5 separate regions of the Homo sapiens genome follow, and regions 2, 3, 4 and 5 are each linked to region 1. A link is a loop called in an ENCODE intact Hi-C map of the cell type or tissue named here. Cell type or tissue: endothelial cell of umbilical vein. All regions are shown on one strand. Region 1 has its middle 91 kb from the start of LINC02154. Region 2 has its middle 57 kb from the start of FAM9C. Region 3 has its middle 79 kb from the start of FAM9C. Region 4 overlaps LOC105373134 (a long non-coding RNA gene). Region 5 overlaps LINC02154 (long intergenic non-protein coding RNA 2154).

Region 1 (4,000 bases):
GTTCATATATGATAATAATGTAATAATTGAAACTATATCAGAGAGCATGGCCTTATTATTATTTTTAATAATTTCTAGTAATAACCCACCTCAAATCATTTATCTTGTCTAAAAGGAGAAGGAAAATGAGAAATATTATCCTAGTAGGAATCAGGCTGAGAAAGAACGCTTTTTTTGAAATTTTAATTATAATTCCAAACTATGCTTCACTTCCTCCCTTGCTCCCTGTAGCCAACCTGGCATCAGTGTAGCCTTGCCATCAGCAGGGCAGTCTCACTCCATGGCCTTCACATTTGTTATTTCACCTTTGTGGAATGTTCTCTCTCAAACATCTGCTTGGCTCCCTTCTCCTTCTTTGCTCAAACATCTCCACAAACATTACGTCCCTGGATCAACTGCTATAAAGCTGCTCTACCACCGCCACCCTGGGCATTCCCAACCCTCTTCCCTTTATTCATTTTTTTTCCTATATCACCACTAGGGTCTAAATTCCATAAAGGCAGGGATTTGTGTCTGTTTTATTTGCTGTGCTGTGTTCCATGCCTAAAATGGTCCGCTATATATTATGCATTTAATAATTGTGTTAAATGATTGAACTGATTTTAATGCAGTCCAAGAAATTCATCCATTGGGCTAATGGACTCTTTTTAGCAGTAGTTTTCTCCATTAAGGCATACTCTTCACACTGATTTGGGCAGCAACAGGCCTGTGGGGAGAGCAGGCAGACGCAAAAGAGTGTGCACATTTATGAAGCTTTTATCAGAAAAACAAATGCCCAAAATGACTGTTTACTCTGATTTTTAAAACTGAGGTATAAACAGAGAGCCATGGACTGGGCATAGTGGCTTACGCCTGTAATCCCAGCACTTTGGGAGGCTGAGGCAGGAGGATTGCTTGAGGCCAGGAGTTTGAGATCAGCCTGGGCAACATAGTGAGACCCCCATCTCTATATAATAAATAAACAAGACTTTTTAAAAATGAATAAGCAAAAGAGCCATGTTGTGTAGTTTACAGTGGTTGGTTTGGAGAAAGAACAAAGAAAGAAGCCATAAATGAAGACTTTTGCATAAAGATAAATCCAGGTGGATACGTCGCTCAGTCCTGTGAAGCTGTCTTTGTGGCCTTTGGTTGAAAGCTGTTGTCGTCATTACGCACACCTTGGTTTAATGTTGAAAGGCAGAAATGAATAGAAATTGGTATTTAATCTGTACGTATAGCAGAAATCCACTGAGGTGGTAAACTAATTGAATCTCAGCACGCCCTTCATGCATCTACAGCAGGAAAAGCCTGTGTTAGAGAGAGATGAATACCTTGCTGAGTACTTTCACTTTATTCATCTTTATGAACTTTTCATAAACTAATTTTAATTGTCCTTTACCCACAAGCAATAAGGACTCACCACCCCCCTGCCCTGCTTGGACATGCTGTTATTTTACACTCATGCATTTGTAACTCTTGCCTAATTTTATTCCCCCTGTTCAGAAAAATAGAACAGCTGTTAGTCCCAGCTTCCTGGCTGTTCTCTCAGCTTCCCCTTCCTTCCTGTCCTTCTACTCCAGGCCCATGGTATTTCTCTTAAAGCAAGTTTTCAAAACATCAAGGTAGATAAAGATCTAGGAATCATAATTCTTGTATACTCCTTAAGCACAATGTTGGTTTTTTTTTTCTTTTTGTCTTGGATCCCATATCCCTAACAATGCAACTGTGCCAAGAATCCATTTGGAAAGTAAAGCCAAGATATATCCCTGTGCAACTAGCAGCAGATAAACAGCTTTCAGTTTAATCCTAATGAGAATGAGCAAATGGACACCGATACTTGGCTTAGTATTTCACCAGGATAATCCCTTTCCCATGCAGTGAAACTCTTCTGTGACCTATTTGTGTGAGTGTGTGTCTGTAGATATAGTCTCCCTTTATCCATGGGGGATACATTCCAAGATCCCCAGTGGATGCCTGAAACCCTGGATAACACTGAACCCTATATGAACTGTTTTTTCCTATGCATACATACCTATGATAAAGTGTAATTTATAAATTAAGCATGGTAAGAGATGAACAATAACTAAAAGTAAAATAGAACCATTATAATATACTGCAATAAAGTTAAATAAATGTGGTGTCTCCTTCTCTCTTTCAAAATATCTTTTTTTTTCTTTTTTTTTTTGAGACCGAGTCTCACTCTGTCACCCAGACTGGAGTGCAGTCGAGTGACCTTGGCACAGTGCAACCTCTGCCTCCTGGGTTCAAACAATTCTCCTGCTTCAGTCTCCCAAGTAGCTGGGACTACAGGTGTGTGCCACCACTCCTGGCTAGTTTATGTATTTTTAGTAGAGATGGGGTTTCACTATGTTGGCCAGGCTGGTCTCCAACTCCTGATGTCAAACGATCAGCCCGCCTTGGCCTCCCAAAGTTCTGGGGTTACAGGCGTGAGCCACTGTGCCCAGCCTCAAAATATCTTATTATACTATACTCATACTTATTTTCCAACGTTGGTTGAACATGGGTAACTGAAATCATGGAAAGTGAAACCCCAGATTATTTTGTATTTATTCTCCTAGGACATGAAGTGTTTAATTCTGGTAGTATTTAGAAATTTCTAGAAAATCCATTTGAATGTTCAAGTGAATGGAAGAATATGTCACACTTGTCTTTGGTGAAGTCATGAGTGTATTGGAGGATTTCCACTCACAAAGATGGCCTCCTTCAACCTAAATGGTAACACAACTGCCAGGAAAAATGTGGGGGGAATTTAATCCAGGTGCTCTCACCCAGCCCTATTTCAGTGGACTCCAGTCTTGCATACCAATTCAGAATGTTCAAGCTTCAGCTCTAGGGTTCAAATGAGAGTAGACACAAAGGGGCATCTTGAGTCCAGTGCCAGTTCACGACATCCAATTTGGGCCTGAGTCAATTACTGGTGGGAAGAAGTTGGCCAGTTCCAAGAGAGTCCTGTAATTAACTATCAATTAATGTGGTGGGAAATTTATATAGAGACCAGAATATGGAACTAGGAATCAGGATCAAAACTTCATTTTAAAGATACTAGATGTGAGACTTCCTCAGCAGATCCAAAACAAGGTTGGTGAGACCAGGGGCAATCTATGGGACAACTAGCTAATATTTCAGTTTGGGGATAAAATTAGACTCACAACTCTGGATATTTGGAAACTAGATTTGATTCTTCTCTGAATGATAAAATTAGCTTGAGGGGATGATTACTGAAAGTGAACGATTCAAAGAAATACCAAGAATTCACCAACAAACAGGACTTCAGGAAATTTGAGATATCTGATTAAATTTTTGGAAATTCTAGAAAGTTTATTTTATGTTGATAACCAAAAAAAGAACATTTTTTTTTTGCTAGTGGGTTTTAAATTTTTTTTATTATACTTTAAGTTCTAGGGTACATGTGCACAATGTGCAGGTTTGTTACGTAGGTATACATGTGCCATGTTGGTTTGCTGCACCCATCAACCCTTCATTTACATTAGGTATTTCTCCTAATGCTATCGCTCCCCCAGCCCACCACCCCCCAACAGGCCCTGGTGTATGATGTTCACCTCCCTGTGTCCATGTGTTCTCATTGTTCAACTCCCACTTATGAGTGAGAACATGCAGTGTTTGGTTCTCTGTCCTTGTGGTGATTTGCTGAGAACGATGGTTTCCAGCTTCATCCATGTCCCTGCAAAGGATATGAGTTCATCCTTTTTTATGGCTGCATAGTATTCCATGGTGTATATGTGCCACATTTTCTTTATCTGGCCTATTATTGATGGACATTTGGGTTGGTTCCACGTCTTTGCTATTGTGAATAGTGCTGCAATAAACATACACATGCATATGTCTTTATAGTAGCATGATTTATAATCCTTTGGGTATATACCCAGTAATGGGATTGCTGGGTCAAATGGTATTTCTAGTTCTAGATCCTTGAGGAATCACCACACTGTCTTCCACAATGGTTGAACTATTTACACTCCCACCAACACAGAAGTCACAG
Region 2 (4,000 bases), 110 kb after region 1:
CATCTTGAATAGGGGCTGAGTAAAATAAGGCTGAGACCTGCTGGGCTGCATTCCCAGTAGGTTAGGCATTTTCAGTCACAGGGTGAGATAGGAGGTCAGCAGAAGATACAGGTCAATAAGACCTTGCTGATAAAACAGGTTGCAGTAAAGAAGCTGGTCAAAACCCACCAAAACCAAGGTGGCAACGTAAGTGAACTCTGGTTGTCCTCACTGCTCATTATACACTAGTTATAACGCGTTGGCATGCTAAGAGGCACTTCCACCAGCACCATGACAGTTTACAAATGCCATGGCAATGTCCAGAAGTTACCCTAAATGATCTACAAATGGGAGGAGCCTTTACTTCCAGGAATTGCCCACCTCTTTCCCAGAAACCTCAAGAATAATCCACCCCTTGTTTAGCATATGATCAAGAAATAACCATAAGTATACTCAGTCGGGCAGCTCATGCCACTACTATGGAGTGATCCTACTCCTATAGAGTAGCCATTCTTTTATTCCTTTACTTTCTTTCACTTTACCCTATGGGCTCGACCCAAATTCTTTATTGCATAAGGTAACAATATGGTAACTCTGTGTTTAAACTTTTGAGGAACTGTCAAACTGCTTTCCAAAGTGGCTCTACCATTTTACAATCCCATCAGCAGTGTAAAAGAGTTCTAATTTCTCCACATCCTCACCAACATTTGTTGTTGTTTGTCTTTTTTTATAATAGCCCTTCTTGTGTGTTTGATGAAATATCTCATTGTGGTTTTGATTTGTATTTCCCTTATGACTAATTGAGGATCTTTCCACGTGGGTATTAGCCATTTGAATAGCCTATTTGGAAAAATGTCTATTTAGAATCTTGTCCCTCTTTAGAATGATTTGTCTACCTGTTCACTTGTTTACCACCCCCCACTCCCCACCCTGCTGCTAATTTATAAGTTCTGTGAGGGTAGGCACCATGATGCTTTTGTTCGGTATTACATACCCACGACCCAAAAAACCATCTGACACATAGTAGAAACTCAATAAATAATTGTGGCTGATTGCATTAATGTCTTCTGTACTATGCTAATTAGAGCTCATGGAAATAAGATAATCAAGGGTCCAGGCACTCTAACTATAGCTCTCCACTCTTCTAAGCTCATTGGGTTGTTTTATGACCTGCTTAGACTTTCATAAGATCTGACTTGTGTTTAATACTTGGACATGTGCTGCCCTAGAAAACCTCTTTCTAATCTCAATATCAAAAGTTTGGCTTTCCAAGGAATGCTCTGTGTTTTTAGTCCACAAACAGGACATGCTTGCCATTCCTGTTACTGTTTTGCCTGTAGCTTTGTAGCCTTATTCTTCTGGATTCCTTACTATGTGAGAGTTAAAGAAAAAGTGAGAAGATGAGGAAGGTATTCTACATTTTTGTTCTTTCAGGTTAATGTGGCTGTAAAGAGAGGAATAAGATTAATGATAATCGCTCTCCTCTTTTTCTGACCTCCTCGGGGCCATCCAAAGTAGTTTGGAAAAGATATTGTAATAAAGCATTTTGTTTTGTTTTTGTTTTTGTTTTTTTTCACTCCTGAAGTTCATACCCCATCCCCACTCTTACTTAACTGCAGTGGCACTTAAAAGTCAATGAGATCACCCCAATATAAGATTAACTTTGTAGAATTCATGAATTCCATGAACCAAAGGAAAAATGGTTACTGGCTAGTTAAGACCATGTACGCACAATGCCCATTACTATTTGGTCAAATAACATATTTTTATCATTTCTAATGGCTACATAGCATCCCATTATATGAAAAATGATGCAATTATATGTTTATTGTTGAGTGGTGAAAATCCCATCTTTATTTTAAAAGTATATAGGAAAATAATGTGAAAATATATGCCAACTCTTAATATGGGTATCTAAGAATGTCTAAGGTAATGGATGGATTTCACTTTACTTTCTTCTTATTCATCTCACTTTAAAACTATTCTACAGTGGGAATATGCCAGTTGTGTAATTTGTAAAATGAAATAATAATGATGTGCAGCTATCAGTAAAGATATTCTGTGTCCAGAGTGAGCCAGTGACGCCTTGTGAGTCTGAACAGAGAAGCGCCTGCCTAGCTTCGTTCAGGTCTCCTCGCTCCTCCCAGGCCTAGCCTCGCCTTGTCCGCTGATCTGTCTGTGAGTCATCATTTGCTTTATTTCCCACCACACCCAGTCTCAAATGAATGTTCACTTCCTTCACAGCAAGTTCCTACTCTAATTGCCAAGGACTTCTATTTCTGTCTTCACAATGGGTCAAAGTTCAGACTACAGAAAATTAACTCTGTATTTTCATTAGCAGGGCTACTCTTTTCTACTACGCAGTTGCTATTAACATTTTCTTCCATGTAGATCTATGTAATTGGTGAAATCTGTCTGTCTCACAGTCCTGCAAATACGCCTTCTGCACATGCCTGAAAATTCCCCCTCCCCTAAGTAACTACAGTGATTTTATGAGCTCTCACTTTTACCATGAGAATGAACACCTTCTAATCTGATTTTATCCAAAAGAATGTCTCTCTGTTACTCTCTTATTAAAAAGTCATCTCTTATCAATGCTTCCCCTTCTACCTCCACCCTCCACCACCACTCTTTTGAGGACGTAGAGGTTTAAATTAACCTGCACTGTTTAAAATAATGAACTATTAGACATAACATAAAGATCCAACCAAAAGGAAGAGGCAAGGAGCAGCATGGCCAGGTGTTCAGAGCTTGGACTCTGATCCTGGACCATTTGGGGTTGAACCCCAAATGGCAAGTTAATTACCTTCTCCTTAACTCAGTTTCTCTGTAAAACAGGAGTAATCATACTACCTACCTCACAGGCATGCTGTTACAGTGCTTAGAAAAGTGCTGGGCACAGAGGAAGCACTAGGTTTGTTAGTTGTTAATATTTTCAAGCCTACAATGGAATATAATGTAGTCATTACAATGGGTGATGAAGATGCATATTTATTAGCACGCAAGCTGCTTCACAATACGGCATTAGCTCAAAGAAGCAGATTTCAGGATTTCAGGACAGTGGCTACAACATGATCCCATTTGAAATATACATGCATCATGTATGTATATGGATCTATGGACGAATATAGCACTGATATGCTAGCAGTGGTTTTTACTGGGTGGTAGAGTTTTAATTGATTTTATTCATTGATTAGTTTCTTTTTCCTTATTTTCTAATTTTTCAGCATTAATTATGCATGACTTTAGTATTGTTTTAAAATAAAGAAAATAATTCTCTACTTGCCTGGTTGAATCCTGTGGCTTCAGGGTTTCAGATCCTTTTTATATGGGAGGTACATAAACACCTACATTGTTAGGATTGTTTTGTTGTTTGTTTGCTTGCCTGTTTTGGGAATGAATTATATTTAGACAGTAGTTAATCACTTTGGTTTTAGTCTTTTTACAAATGTATGTTTCCTTAAGTATCTAGTCTCTCTCTCTCTCTCTTATTTTTTTTTTTGCTAGAAGGTATCTACTCTCATGGAAGCTTAAGGAAGCACAGTTCAGCTCAAGCAAGCAGTAGAACCTAGGTCTCTTGCCTCCTACTCCAGGCTTCTTCCAACTACACCACCTTTGATTAATAACCATTGATCCCTTATGTTTACCAGAGCCTGAGGTGCTCTAGTTGCCCATGAAGATTGTTAATTAGCTATAAGTTTTAAAAAACATTCCACAACAGGATTAAAGTAACAGGACTTTTAAATTCTTTTAGCTGAGAGGTACCAAAATGTTTGAACAACAATATTTGATTAATTAACATAGAAAATCAGGTCAGTCCCAATTGGTTTCTGTCTGCAAATAAAACTTAAATCATGCTGGTTGTACTTATGCAATGTCAGAATAGTTTGTCCAATTCAGGAAAAACAGATCAACTGGTTTGTTTGGTATTACATAGTCCAAATATCTGGATGCCTGGATTTTATAGAGGTTGGGGCTCAGAGAATGATACCCCAAAGTATCAGCTGTGGCATGCTGAGCA
Region 3 (4,000 bases), 88 kb after region 1:
AGGCAGAAGTCGCAGTAAGCCAAGATTGTGTGTGTCACTGCACTCCAGCCTAGGCAACAGAGCGAGACTCTGTGTCAAAATAATAATAATAATAATAATAACAATAATAATTAATCTTGAGTCAAACAGAAATGACTTTTGCATCGTGTGTGTACCTACCTCCTCCAGGAGGGCAGCTAATTGAGAATAATGGGGTGTTCCTTCTTGACATGTCTACCACGGATGGAAATTTGAAGGGCAAAACAGAAGTGATTGGAGTTCTGAGCTACAGTTGCTTATAAGCAAAAAAGCACATGTCTGTATTTTAAGATGACTGTGTTTCTCTTCCAATCAACTTTCTTCAAAGCATTAATCACTGAAAACAAGGAAGATGTGCCAGTGGATATGCTTTTATTGTTGTTGTTATCGTTTTAAAGCTACATTTTTTTCTGTTCTGTGAATTGGCAATAAAACAGACATTGACTACCTTGACCCTTATGACATTGCAGATTTGCTTATTTGGCATTCTTCTTGTCCATTTTTTGTTCTTTCCTCCAGAATGCTGTGCTTTTATTGTTAGGCCACCCAGGGACGTCCTTGATCATGCAGGGTGTTGTGACATAGGCTTGTATTCTTGGGACTGCTACCCCTTAAGCCAGGGAAGGACTAGGAAAAGGTCAGGCCAGAGGAAACACAGATGTCAGAGATCTGAAAATTTGTGTGGGGCACTTCAGCTGGGCCAAGGCTGCAGCCTTCACCCTCCTGCATCCTCCTCCTCTTCTGACAAAGCCTTTATGTCTCAATGTCTTTTCAAAGGTACGGCAAAACCCAAGCACATTATCTGAAAGGGAGCCGACCAATGTTCCCTTCTTCCGTCAGGGGTATTGGCAGAGGCCTAGCCAAGTCTTTTCCAGGCCTGTGGGCGTCCTTCAGCATTCAGCAGCTGAGCGCTAATCAATTCCACTATCCTGTCTCCTGAAGGAGCAGAGAATTGGGAGTGGTTCTGAATCAATGTTATTTTTATGGAGTACAAGGGATGTTCCAAAAATGATTATGATTCAGATGTTTCTTACTAACCCACTCCCAAAATGCACTCTTGGGGCAGAAATAAATTAATTTTATGGTATCAAAAAAGATGCTCTGGTTAATAAACTTACTCTGAGTATGCAATCTGTCAGATCAACAATTAGATGATGGTTTAAAGAAGTCATAAAAAAAGAATCTCAAGTCTGAAAGCTCGTGTGCCTTGTGTTAAGTTCGTGCCACTAAGGGGAGGGATAAATGAATGTGGTGTTTGGAGAAAATTAATTTTGTGACTTTACAGACATTCCTACAGCTAAAGCTATTGAAGTTAAAGGGTATGTATAAGGTAATGGTTGAAAGGAATCTGTATATGATGTGACAAGAAAGACACAAAAGCTTAGAACATCTAACACAAAAGTAGAATAATTGCACATACTCAGAAAGCATACATGCATGTTGAAGATGCATGTTGCAAAGATAAATTCTACACTTAAAACAGTCCTGGGCTATGCATGAAATTCCTTCACGAAAAAAAAAAATTCCAACTACCTTTTTGTAGCCATAAAATGTACAAGCCAAAGGGCTAAAGAACTTTGCCACAAACACTTATTAGTTCTAGAATAAAAGTTCATGGTTTAGGAGGTTTCAGTGAAATGATTCGGTCAGAATATATTTCTTTGCAGAAAATGACTACTTACATTGCCAAACTCTTACTATGAATATGGTCAGTCTTTGGAGCCAAAATAAATAAATATAAGATGAGGGTCCACTACAGGAATTCAAACAAATAGGAAAACTTAGCTACTTGAAGTTGACACAGGAAGTCGACAGTTTCACATTCACAAACTAAACAGCCCTAGGAAATGAGAATGTATTATATACCAAAGACAAACACGAAAAAACATTTGCAGAATACCCAGAACAGTCCCCAGCACACAGTTTTGGTTTCCTGTAAAGCTGTCATCATAAACGCAGGAAATCTGGAGGTCTATTCTCCATCTGATTTTTAACATTATGTTTTATGAGAATGTTGCATTTGGCTGTACTTGTATGACTCTAATATGTATAACGGTAGACAAACTATGGCCTGTGAGCCAAGTCCTCCGGCCTGCCGCCTGGTTTTATACAGCCTGCAAGCAGAGTGGTTTTTACATTTTTAAATGGTGAAAAAAAATCAAAAGGAAAATAATATTTCATGACAAATGAAAATTAATTGAAATTAGGATTTCAGTGTCCATGAATAAAGTTTATTTGGAACATAGCCATGCCCAATTGTTTACATATTGTCTGTGGCTGCTTTTGAGCTCAAAGGGCACAGTTGAGTAGTTGTGACAGAGACCGTGTATGTGGCCTTCAAAGCCGAAAATATTTACTGGCTGACCCTTTACAGACAAAGTTTGCCAACCTCTTCTCTAATATGCAAAGGCCAGCAGAATCTGAAAGTGAACACCCAAAAGAACAATATGGAGAAACCAGAAGAGAGAAGAATGCACTCTTCTTGGTGAATCTTCCAAAGTGGCACTTGAGCCTCTCTTACACATCTGCACCGGCTCCCATGCTGTCCGGGCCACATCAGATCAAAGAAGGCAGCCCTCCTCACAAAAACCTCGCTATTCCTTCTGCTACTTGATCTGTGCAAAGCTCAGGTGTGGTTTGCCATTTGATCTGGAGGTTGGAATTAGTTCTTATTTTAGCTGATTTAGGTTACCTAGGTTACACCACAAATCAAAAATAGCTGAAATATCTGTGTAAATGAAAAACAAATGTACAGAGAGAGGGAGCAATCAATTTTCAGAAGATAGAGAAATGTTCTTTTGCATGGAGCCCCCATTGGTAATGAACTCCCTGGTGCTAAATGAAGGGAAGGAGGGAAGGGACTTTTGTGTCTCCCAGCAGGACCTCCAATCAGGCAACAGAATAGAAACTTTTCATTGATTGTAGGCCTTGGCAAAATTGAGGGTTGCCTGTTTGTACTGACACTTTGAAGTTCGATGGGTATTTTGGTAATAAACTCCCTTGTAACTTCACAGTAGTGAGATTATAATAACTTTGGGAGTTATCTCATTATATGTTTTGTGATTTTTTTTTTTGCACACTTTTTTTTTCTTCGAACTCTGATGAAAGTTTAGCTTCAAGGAATCATAAGTTCCAGAGGTTGATGAAACCAGTTATAGACCCTCACTGTTCCAAGTGGGTTCCATGAACGAGCAGCATTGGCGCCTTCTCAGAGCTTGTTAGAAATTCAGAATTTCAGCACCTCCCCCAGACTGGCTGAATCAGAATCTGTGTTTTAACAGGATTCCCAGATTGTCTGAGTATACATTAATTTTTGAGAAGCACTGGTGGAAAAAAGTGCATGAGACTTGGGGTCTTGGGGATCCAGTTCCAGATTGAACTGATGCTAAGTCACTGGTGACCTTGGGCAAATTTCTCACCATCTTTTTGCCTTGGTCATCTTCTCTTTAATGTGCGGCTAAATTCACTGTCTTAGTTCAGGCTGCTATAACAAAATACCATAGAACGGGCTTCTTAAACAACGACAACAAAAAATTATTTCTCATCGTTCGGGAGGCTGTAAGTCCAAGATCAGGGTGCCAACATGACTGGATTCTGGTGAGATCCTTCTTCAGGAGGAAAGAGGGTAAGACAACTTCCTGGGGTTTCTTTTATAAGGGCACACGTCTCATTCATGAGGTCTCTACCCTCATGACCTAATTTCCTCCCAAAGGCCCTACCTGCTAATACCATCACATTGGATGTTAGGATTTCAATATGTGAATTTGGGAGGGACATAAATATTCAGTTCATTAAAATCACCTTCCCCTACTTTTTGAACAATACTCTCGTCAAATGAGACAATAAGCATAAAACTGCTTGAAAAATTATTACCTCCACTGTGGTTGTGAGATATTAGGAATGGTAATGGCTAATATCTACAGAACCTCAACCATGAGTCTTGCTCTGTGCCGACTTCTGAAGATGAACTTTCCTTTCAGTC
Region 4 (4,000 bases), 50 kb after region 1:
TTGAGTTCTAGTCCTAGTTTTTTCTCAACTATTACCTTCTAAAAGCACTTAAATTCTCTGTGCCTCCATTTTCCTATATATAGAAGGAAGTGGGAGGGTTTGATGGTTAGCGGGCCAGATGCTTGCTGAGATCATTTCCAGGTCAGCAACCGCACTGTATTATGAAGGTTTTGGTGGCCCCATATTGGATGGGCATTATTTCCATTAACTACCAGTGAACAGTGCATTTGCCATGGGTACACGCTTAGATGGAACCTGATAATATACTAATTTGGTGAGGTTGGGGGTTGGGAGGCAGGGGAATCCAAGGTCTGATTTCCCCCAAGCAAAGTCTGCTAATGTTGTTCCTCTATGCTGCTTCTAGTTTTTTTGGATAAGCTAAGTGAATAGGGGTGTGTGCATATAGATATGCAGGATAATTTATCACACACATACTTCATTGGGGAACTGGCACCAGTTGGTACTTCCTGAGCAGCTCCAGTCAGTGCTTTCAGAGAAGAAAAAAAACTAACTTGTGCAGATGCCTTTACATGTATTATTCCACCTAATTCTCACAGCATCCCTTCAGGGTAGATCCCCTGTTTTGTAGATGTACACACTAGGGTTCAGAGTGATTGAGTAACTTGTTCAAAATGTGAACACGGATCCATAGGACTCTAGGGCCAAAGTACATTTCAGAGGACTCCACTTTGACTCACTCTACTGAGGCAGAGGGAAAAGAAGAAAATAAGGGGAAGAGGAGCAGGTGAAGAAGTGGACTAAAGGAGTTTCCTCTGCATGGTGCTGTCGCAGAACTACTCTTACAGATAGTGCAGCGCAGGTGTGGGTCAACAAGCTCCTTTCCTATGCTCCTTTGCCACGTTCTATTGCCTTTCTTTTGGGATTATCAGGTTTCCCAGGGCTCCCAGGCTTTCCTATCCCTCCCACTAGCACCCCATCCTGATGAGCCATTACCAATATTTCATGTTCTAGAATCATCTCGTCTTCTGATTCCTGCAATAGAAGCTTCCTTTTCTCTATATGGTGGATTCAGCTAAGTGGAAAGCAATCTGACTGAGTGGATCTATATGAGAATGTGAATGCCTAAAAGGTTCTCATTATTAAGAAGGATGTTGATATGTGAAAATCTGACAAATGCCATTGCAAACAGAAACTGGGTGAAGAAAACAAAAATTCAGGCTGTTGGGAGAAGGTGAGATATTTGGGGACTGAGAAATGTCAGGAGCCAGTCAGTAGGAAGTGGAGTGGATGTTCCAGCTACAATTCCATGGCAACAGGGGGATCTGAAAAGGAATCTCAAAGGTCCCTAATAAGTAAGGGGTTCCTGTGTAGGAGAGCATCTGTGTATTAAAAATAAGGCTGATCCCAAGCTGAAACAAAAAACAAGCAAATTGTGATATTGTGATGTATATTTGGTCTTTGACCCTGTTTCCTGGCATACAAATCCTAAAATCCTTAGAAATTCCAAAGTGTTGTCTTTTTGTACCCTAATGAGTTGACTGATAGCAGGCAGCCCCTAGGCAGCTTCAGGATGGGGGTTTGTCACCCAGAAAGACTAACTTTTAGCACCACTCCCAACCTCCAGGGAAGGGAGAGGAGATGTTGAGTGTATCACCAATGGCCAATGGTTTGATCAATCACGCCTAAGTAATAAAGCCTCTAGAAAAACCCAAGAAGACAGGATTCAGAGAGCTTCCAGATAGCTGACCACGTAGAGGTTCCTGGAGGGTGGTGCCCAGGGAGGGTATCAAAGCTCTGCACCCCTTCCCTCATACCACGCCCTACACATCTCTTCATCTGTATCCTGTGTAACATCTTTTATAATACATGAGTAAACATAAGTGTTTTTCTGAGTTCTGTGAGCCACTCCAGCAAATTAATTGAACCCAAGAAAGGGGGATTGTGGGCAACCTGATTATAGCCAGTCGGTCAGAAGCACAAGAAAAATAACCTGCAGCTTTTAATTGGTATCAGAAGTGGGGGTGGGGGCAGTCTTGGGGACTGAGCCCTCAACCTGTGGGATCTGACACTCTCTGGGTAGAGAGTGTCAGAACTGAATTAGAGGACATGCAGCTGATCTGCTCCTTGATGTGTAGAGAAATGCCCCACCCCCCCACCCGCCACACACACACACACACACACACACACACACACACACACACACACATATTTGGTCACAGAAGTTTTCTGCATTGTTGTTGAGTGAGGAAAAGTAAAAGCGCTTGGAGTGTGTGTGTGTGTGTGTGTGTGTGTGTGTGTGTGTTTCCACGTTCAGACAAATGAAAGGTGGAGCAGTGGTGAGAGAGAGCAGACAGTCCATTGAATTTGGACCCACAAAGGCCCCCTGCAAGAGCTGCTGGTGTTTGCTCCCAAATTGCAGAGTACATGAAGACAATGTGTTTCCTGCTTTCCAGGGCATAGGTTAGTACTCATGGCCCTGGGCCTGGGCATTCAGCCACATCTGTTGGCCCTGCCACGTACTCAGGGGTGGGAGGGGAAAGCAACTTCTGGGAATGGCTTCCTGTTCCCTGCTCCTGGAGCTAAGTCCAAGAAAAGAAAAAGAAACCAATTTCACCTTTTCCTCTAAACGTCATTGTTATTGACACAACCGTCTGCAATGATCAATTAAGCAAATCTGAAGACTCAAATGCTTTTATGCTTCTTATTTAAAAGTTGCTTAGAATTTATTCCCTAATTCCAGATGAGTTACCAAAAGAGAACGTTTAAGTGACTTCTCCAAGATCACTGGACAAGGGGGTGGGTCCAACCCCTACATACGTAGCACATACAACTGGCCTGATTGGAGGGACCATCCAAGAATCTTCCTCCTCCATATTCTCACACAACTCTCTGCCCCTTTGCAAGTGCCTACACTTTCCAGAATTGAGAGTCATTCCTCAGTGTCTTGAGAGTCCCTTTATTCAAGTCCAAATCCTAGGGCAGGAATTGCACTTGAGCTTTTATCAACAATTTACCTAGTGGAACCTTCTGCCTCATACCTCTTTCTGAGACAGATGTCTGGAAGCCAGGCCTTCTGGGGATAAGGCAGGAATGGGATGCTTCACCCTATTGTGGGAGAAGAGAAGACTGGAGATGGGAATTTGCCAAAAACAAACCTTGTTAGGGGCCTGTGCTGCTTCCAGCTGGATAGCTATCCCACACTGCAGCTTTATTAATTAATCTTCCTCTTGGGAGTGTGTTTTAAGTACCAAGCAATAAAATAGTCTGGGAGTTGACATGTTTAATTAAATTGAGGTTTATTTCAACTTATTTACTATCTTCACTGATTCTTTTACCTATCTCTGGTCCCCAAACATAAGCAGCCCCAAGGACTGGCCCTGGCTCCTTTTTTCTATACACTGTTAATTTGGATCACTCTCACTCTTTCAGGTTTAAGAATCACAATTGGGAGGCCATACCTCCCAAGTTTGTCACTAATTCAGGAGCCAACAAACTTTCTCTGTAAAGGGCCAGATAGTAAATTTGTCAGGCTTTGCAGGCCATGCAATCTATTGCAACCACTCAACTCTCCTATTGCAGCATGAAATCAGCCAAAGACCATATGTCAATGAATGGGCATGGCTGTGTTCCAATAAACTTTATGAACATTGAGATTTCAATTTCATGTAATTTTCACTTGTCACAATATATTATTCTTTGGATTTTTTTTTTCCCAACCACTTGACAGTGTGAAAACTATTCTCTAGCTCATGGACCTTAGAAAAGCAGGCAGTCAACCTCTGTTCTGACCAATACCTTTCTCCAAGTTCCAGGCCTCCTGCTCTCAAAAATGCCCTCAGACTTGAAGTTTCTAATATGAAAATTGCTCTGTCTTTTACCCACCCCACAAAACAGCTGTTCTTCTTGACTTCTTTGTCTTAGGATACCAGAATTCTCCCAGAGTCCCAGCTGGAACTCCAAGGGTTTCCTTGGTTTCCACTTGTCATCCCTTATGCCAAACCAGTACCCCAATCCCATTGCTGACCCACATGCAATGCAT
Region 5 (4,000 bases), 76 kb before region 1:
AATAAGTTCAGGATGAGCAAGTAAATTTCCTCTTCACATAAACATATACTAACTGATTGACCGAGAGACTATTTTGAGTAAGATTCAAGTTCCGTTTTAAGGATTCTTCCCTTGATAGTAAATGTTAGCTTTTAAAATGTATGAGTCTTACCAAGTTGAATAAAACTTAGTTTCAGCCAGGTGCAGTGGCTCACACCTGTAATCCCAGTACATTGGGAGGCCGACGTGGGTGGATCCCTTGAGACCAGGAGTTCAAGACCAGCCTGGGCAACATGATGAGACCCCCATCTCTACAGAAAATTTTAAAAATTAGCCAGGCATGGTGTTGTGTGCCTGTGGTCCTAGATACTTGAGAGGTTGAGGAGGAAGAATCACTTGAGCCCACGAGTTCAAGGCTGCTGTGAGCCACGTTCGTGTCCCTGAATTCCAGCCTGGGTGACAGAGCAAGACCCTGTTTCAAAAACAAACAAACAAACAAAAAACAAAAACAACTTAGTTTCTAACCTCAGTAATAAACCAAGATTTATTTATAAAAGTAGGAGAATAATACCTGTCTCCCAGAAGGATATTGAGAGATACTGATTAAATTGAATAAGAAAAACATGTCTGAAAACAATTTGAATTGTAAAACAGCATACTAATATAACGTACTTTCTGACTCTCCAGTGAGTGTTGGCTATGATGATGTTAATGTTTTGCACTTAAAATATCCCCAGTTCTCTCTTTCCACTGTATTGTTATGATATTCTAGAGTAGCGCTTCTCAAATTTCAATGTACATACAAATCAACGGAGATTCTTGTTAAAATGTAAATTCTTATTCAGTAAGGCTGGGTTAAGACCCAAGATTCTACATATCTATGAAGCTCCTGAAGGCTGCTAGTCCGGCTTGTTTGAGGACCCCACTTTGAGGAGCAGAAGCCTTAATCAGAGGTTCCCAACGTTAGGTTCATCCAAAGAGTTTTCTAAAAGGTGTACCTAATCAGAACTTCCAAGGAAGAGGGTCCAGTTGGCTGTATGTCTAATCACTCTTCTTCTCCACGTGATTCTTAGGTGACCAGAACAATACCAGTAAATGGATAGTTACGGGGTTCAGGATATGCTACCCCCAAAAATGGCACCTTGGCATTTGAAATAATAGCAGAAGCAGGAAGGTTTCTCTTGGCTTTCTTTCACCGTTCTCCCCTGAAGCAGGCCATAAAAGAATTATCTGACCTTCCTCTAAAGTAGGCCATAAAACCTTCATTCCAGAGGTGTCCTTTCTATACCTGAGGAAAGGAATGTCCCTATCTCTGAAGGCAAAGGAACACAAAAAAGAATCTGAACAAACATGCCTTGCTAAGTTCCCTCTAGTTTATTACCATTAGACTGTCAACCTTAAATAATATGACTCAGAAAATATAATCAACTGTGCTTATTCGAGTTTATTTGAGTGCAAAGCTTGAGGATGGACACCCAGAAACACTGACTATAAAAGAATGGGTCAGCGTTCCAAAGTGGGAAAGTTAAGGTTTCACTTATATAGGCAGTTAACAGAGTTGCAACATTTTCCATACAAGGTCAATATATATGGTATAGCAGTTTGGTTGGTTATAGTTTGCTACATTCCAAGGTAGGTTGCTTTAGCATTCTGTGAGGAGGGGTGATGATCTGAAGGGGGTCTTATCTCTGGTGCCACAAGGCCTTTCCTAATGATTTGCAGGAAAAAGTAGAAGTTGCAGCTGCATGCTACATGACTCATGCCACATAGTCACATTCCTCTCAAAGCTCAAAATAATTTAAAGTTCCAACAGCTTTAAGTCTGAATGATTTAATTTTACAAGATCGTACCCTTTTGTCCCCCAATAATACTTATGCACAACTATCTATAAAAAGTTTGCCCTGTTTCTTTGAGTATTCATTTCTGAAGACTCCCATGTCGTGTAAAATTTATATTAAACAGATTTGTATGGTTTTCTCTCATTAATCTGTCTTGTATTATAGATGCCACAGCCATGACCCTTACAATGGGTGAGAATTTTTTTCTACCCTACAATGAATATTTGAATGTTCTACAATCTAGGTACTCAAACTGTGGCCCAAGTGCTGGTAGCATTAGCATCAACTGGAAGCTTGTTAGAAATGTAGAATCTCAGATCTCACCCCAGAATGGACTATGGACTCAGAATCTGCATTTTAATAAGATTCACAATTCACAGGTAACGTGTGTAATGTGTATGTTAATTCTAAGAAGCACTATTTTTAATTACATCTTATGTTCAAAATTCATTATTTCTCTCACTGTTTCAGAATCACCAAGAACCATAAACCGAGGATACTGCGCGCGCGCGCGTGTTTGTGTGTGTGTGTGTGTGTGTGTGTGTGTGTGTGTGTGTATGTAAGGGTAGTTATTTTAACAGATGTCACCCGAGCCTTTGGAGCAGCTTTACTTAGGATTACATTGATTGAGTGCTTTAGGTGTAGAGAATGAAACTCTGAGGACATGATCTGAAAGGAGATAGTGAAACAAGGAAATAGTTCAAATTCTTTGTATGTAACATGAACTGGAATTGAAAGCTGAAATAGGAGAAGAGATGAAGGTCAGAGTCCTTTCTTTAATATATGAATACATAATAATCATATTTTAAATGATTGCTTTTTAGTATAGAGATTTATACTTCCTCTTCCCTTGTCATTCCAAATGTTCATTCACTAAATTGTACTCTCATGTGAAAATGCTTGGGATATTTGAGGAAATTGAGTTAATCAAGTTTCGGGAATTCAAGTCAGTTTCAGGTCAATTACAAAGAGGTGGGTGGGGGTGATCTTAGCTGATGTCTGATGAACACCAGCTAGTTAATTCTATATAATCATACATAAAACAAACAGACTTTTATTCATAGTAGTTTGTAATGTATTCATATCCAGATTGCCCTGATCACAAATAAATTGGTCAAAGTGCTAGAAATATTACATAAGAAATAATTTAAAATGTTCCGTATGTACTGAAATATGTTGAGAAAATTTCTACCAAAGCCCAAGTTGTGTCCTAGTAGTAAAGTAGAAATACTGTTGTTGAAACATTGAGTGTATCATGGCTTGGAGCCCTGAGAAAGTTGCAATTTCCAAAATTGCTTGATTCGCTGAGTTAATTTAGTTATTAGAATAACCTGAGTCATTGCTAGAACTTTAACTAGAATAATGCATCTCGATTGAGGTTTTTTCCTCCTCCTTTACCTTCCACTTTCAGGAAAAAGAAAGAAAGTTATGACTAGCAAAGTTATTTTCCAAAGAGTTATTCCTAAAAACATATTTCAGATGACATTAACACCTAGTATGGAGTATTTTCCAAATAGTAAACAATGAAAATATCCCTGTTATTAGGAGAAAAATAGTACTTTATTTTAAGACGTACAGCATTTATCTTTACCAGTTAAGGTAAAGTATGCGATAACACATAAACCCCAAATCTCAGTGGCTTAAGAAAATAGAAGTGTATTTCCTTTTCATGTAAGGTCCAAAAGAGGTATTCCTGATAGATGGGTAACATTCCTCCAAGCGATAATTTTGGTACCCAGGCTTCTTGCATCTTGTGGCTTTGCATTTTTTAACATAGGACTTACAAGGTCACGGTGACACAGGATTTTTCACAGCCCCTTTGCCAGACTTGCAGCAGGGGGCACACCCTCTACACGGCCCACCGGGCCACATCTGGCTTGCATTCCGGCCTGTAACTCCTGCAGCTGCACAACTGCATCCTCAGCCCCTAGGGGGAGGGAACACATGAGTGAGTGAGTGTGGGGTCCAGCTGGCCACTCCAAGTGCCGACACAGAAGCAAGTTCCATGCAGGGCCTGCCGCCAGACCAGGCATGTTGCCCCAAGGGGAATGTGGTGGTACCCAGGCAGGGGTGCCTGTGACCCCAAAGCCCCAGAGTGGCTGTTACAGTGTGCTAATTAGCTCTTTTTGTTCTGCTGTTCACAGCCAGATGGACTGCAGTATGTTAGCAGCTAGTCAGCCTAT

Evidence for each region. Hi-C counts contacts between places; a loop is a spot of excess contacts. Peaks named below come from ENCODE experiments on the same cell type or tissue, not always from the same donor. Only the 100,000 strongest peaks of a DNase experiment are listed, where the experiment ranks them.
Region 2: it touches region 1 in a loop (4-fold over the local background); 12 of 110 quality-filtered maps call a loop at or near these places.
Region 3: a loop joins it to region 1, with 10 times the contacts of the local background. A loop is called at or near these places in 10 of 110 quality-filtered maps.
Region 4: it touches region 1 in a loop (3-fold over the local background); 8 of 110 quality-filtered maps call a loop at or near these places.
Region 5: it touches region 1 in a loop (4-fold over the local background); 5 of 110 quality-filtered maps call a loop at or near these places.

What each region holds. Positions count from the first base shown.
Region 1 is chrX:13,210,046-13,214,045 of GRCh38, reverse strand. No RefSeq gene overlaps it. Among named protein-coding and RNA genes, the nearest start is that of LINC02154, 91 kb to the left of the region's middle. In endothelial cell of umbilical vein, no CTCF peak of the experiment used is centred here; a DNase peak (open chromatin) is centred at 1,615; H3K27ac peaks cover 2,437 bases.
Region 2 is chrX:13,100,073-13,104,072 of GRCh38, reverse strand. No RefSeq gene overlaps it. Among named protein-coding and RNA genes, the nearest start is that of FAM9C, 57 kb to the right of the region's middle. RefSeq lists a silencer at 929-1,223. In endothelial cell of umbilical vein, no CTCF peak of the experiment used is centred here; DNase peaks (open chromatin) are centred at 1,222 and 2,172; H3K27ac peaks cover 3,193 bases.
Region 3 is chrX:13,122,003-13,126,002 of GRCh38, reverse strand. No RefSeq gene overlaps it. Among named protein-coding and RNA genes, the nearest start is that of FAM9C, 79 kb to the right of the region's middle. In endothelial cell of umbilical vein, no CTCF peak of the experiment used is centred here; a DNase peak (open chromatin) is centred at 1,922; H3K27ac peaks cover 2,581 bases.
Region 4 is chrX:13,159,614-13,163,613 of GRCh38, reverse strand. It overlaps LOC105373134 (a long non-coding RNA gene), which reads left to right. Exons shown (of 3, transcript XR_001755798.2): 1 at 1-1,192. Among named protein-coding and RNA genes, the nearest start is that of FAM9C, 120 kb to the right of the region's middle. In endothelial cell of umbilical vein, no CTCF peak of the experiment used is centred here; a DNase peak (open chromatin) is centred at 2,383; H3K27ac peaks cover 1,713 bases.
Region 5 is chrX:13,285,626-13,289,625 of GRCh38, reverse strand. All of the region lies in intron 1 of LINC02154 (long intergenic non-protein coding RNA 2154), which reads left to right. Among named protein-coding and RNA genes, the nearest start is that of LINC02154, 16 kb to the left of the region's middle. In endothelial cell of umbilical vein, no CTCF peak of the experiment used is centred here; a DNase peak (open chromatin) is centred at 1,595; H3K27ac peaks cover 2,723 bases.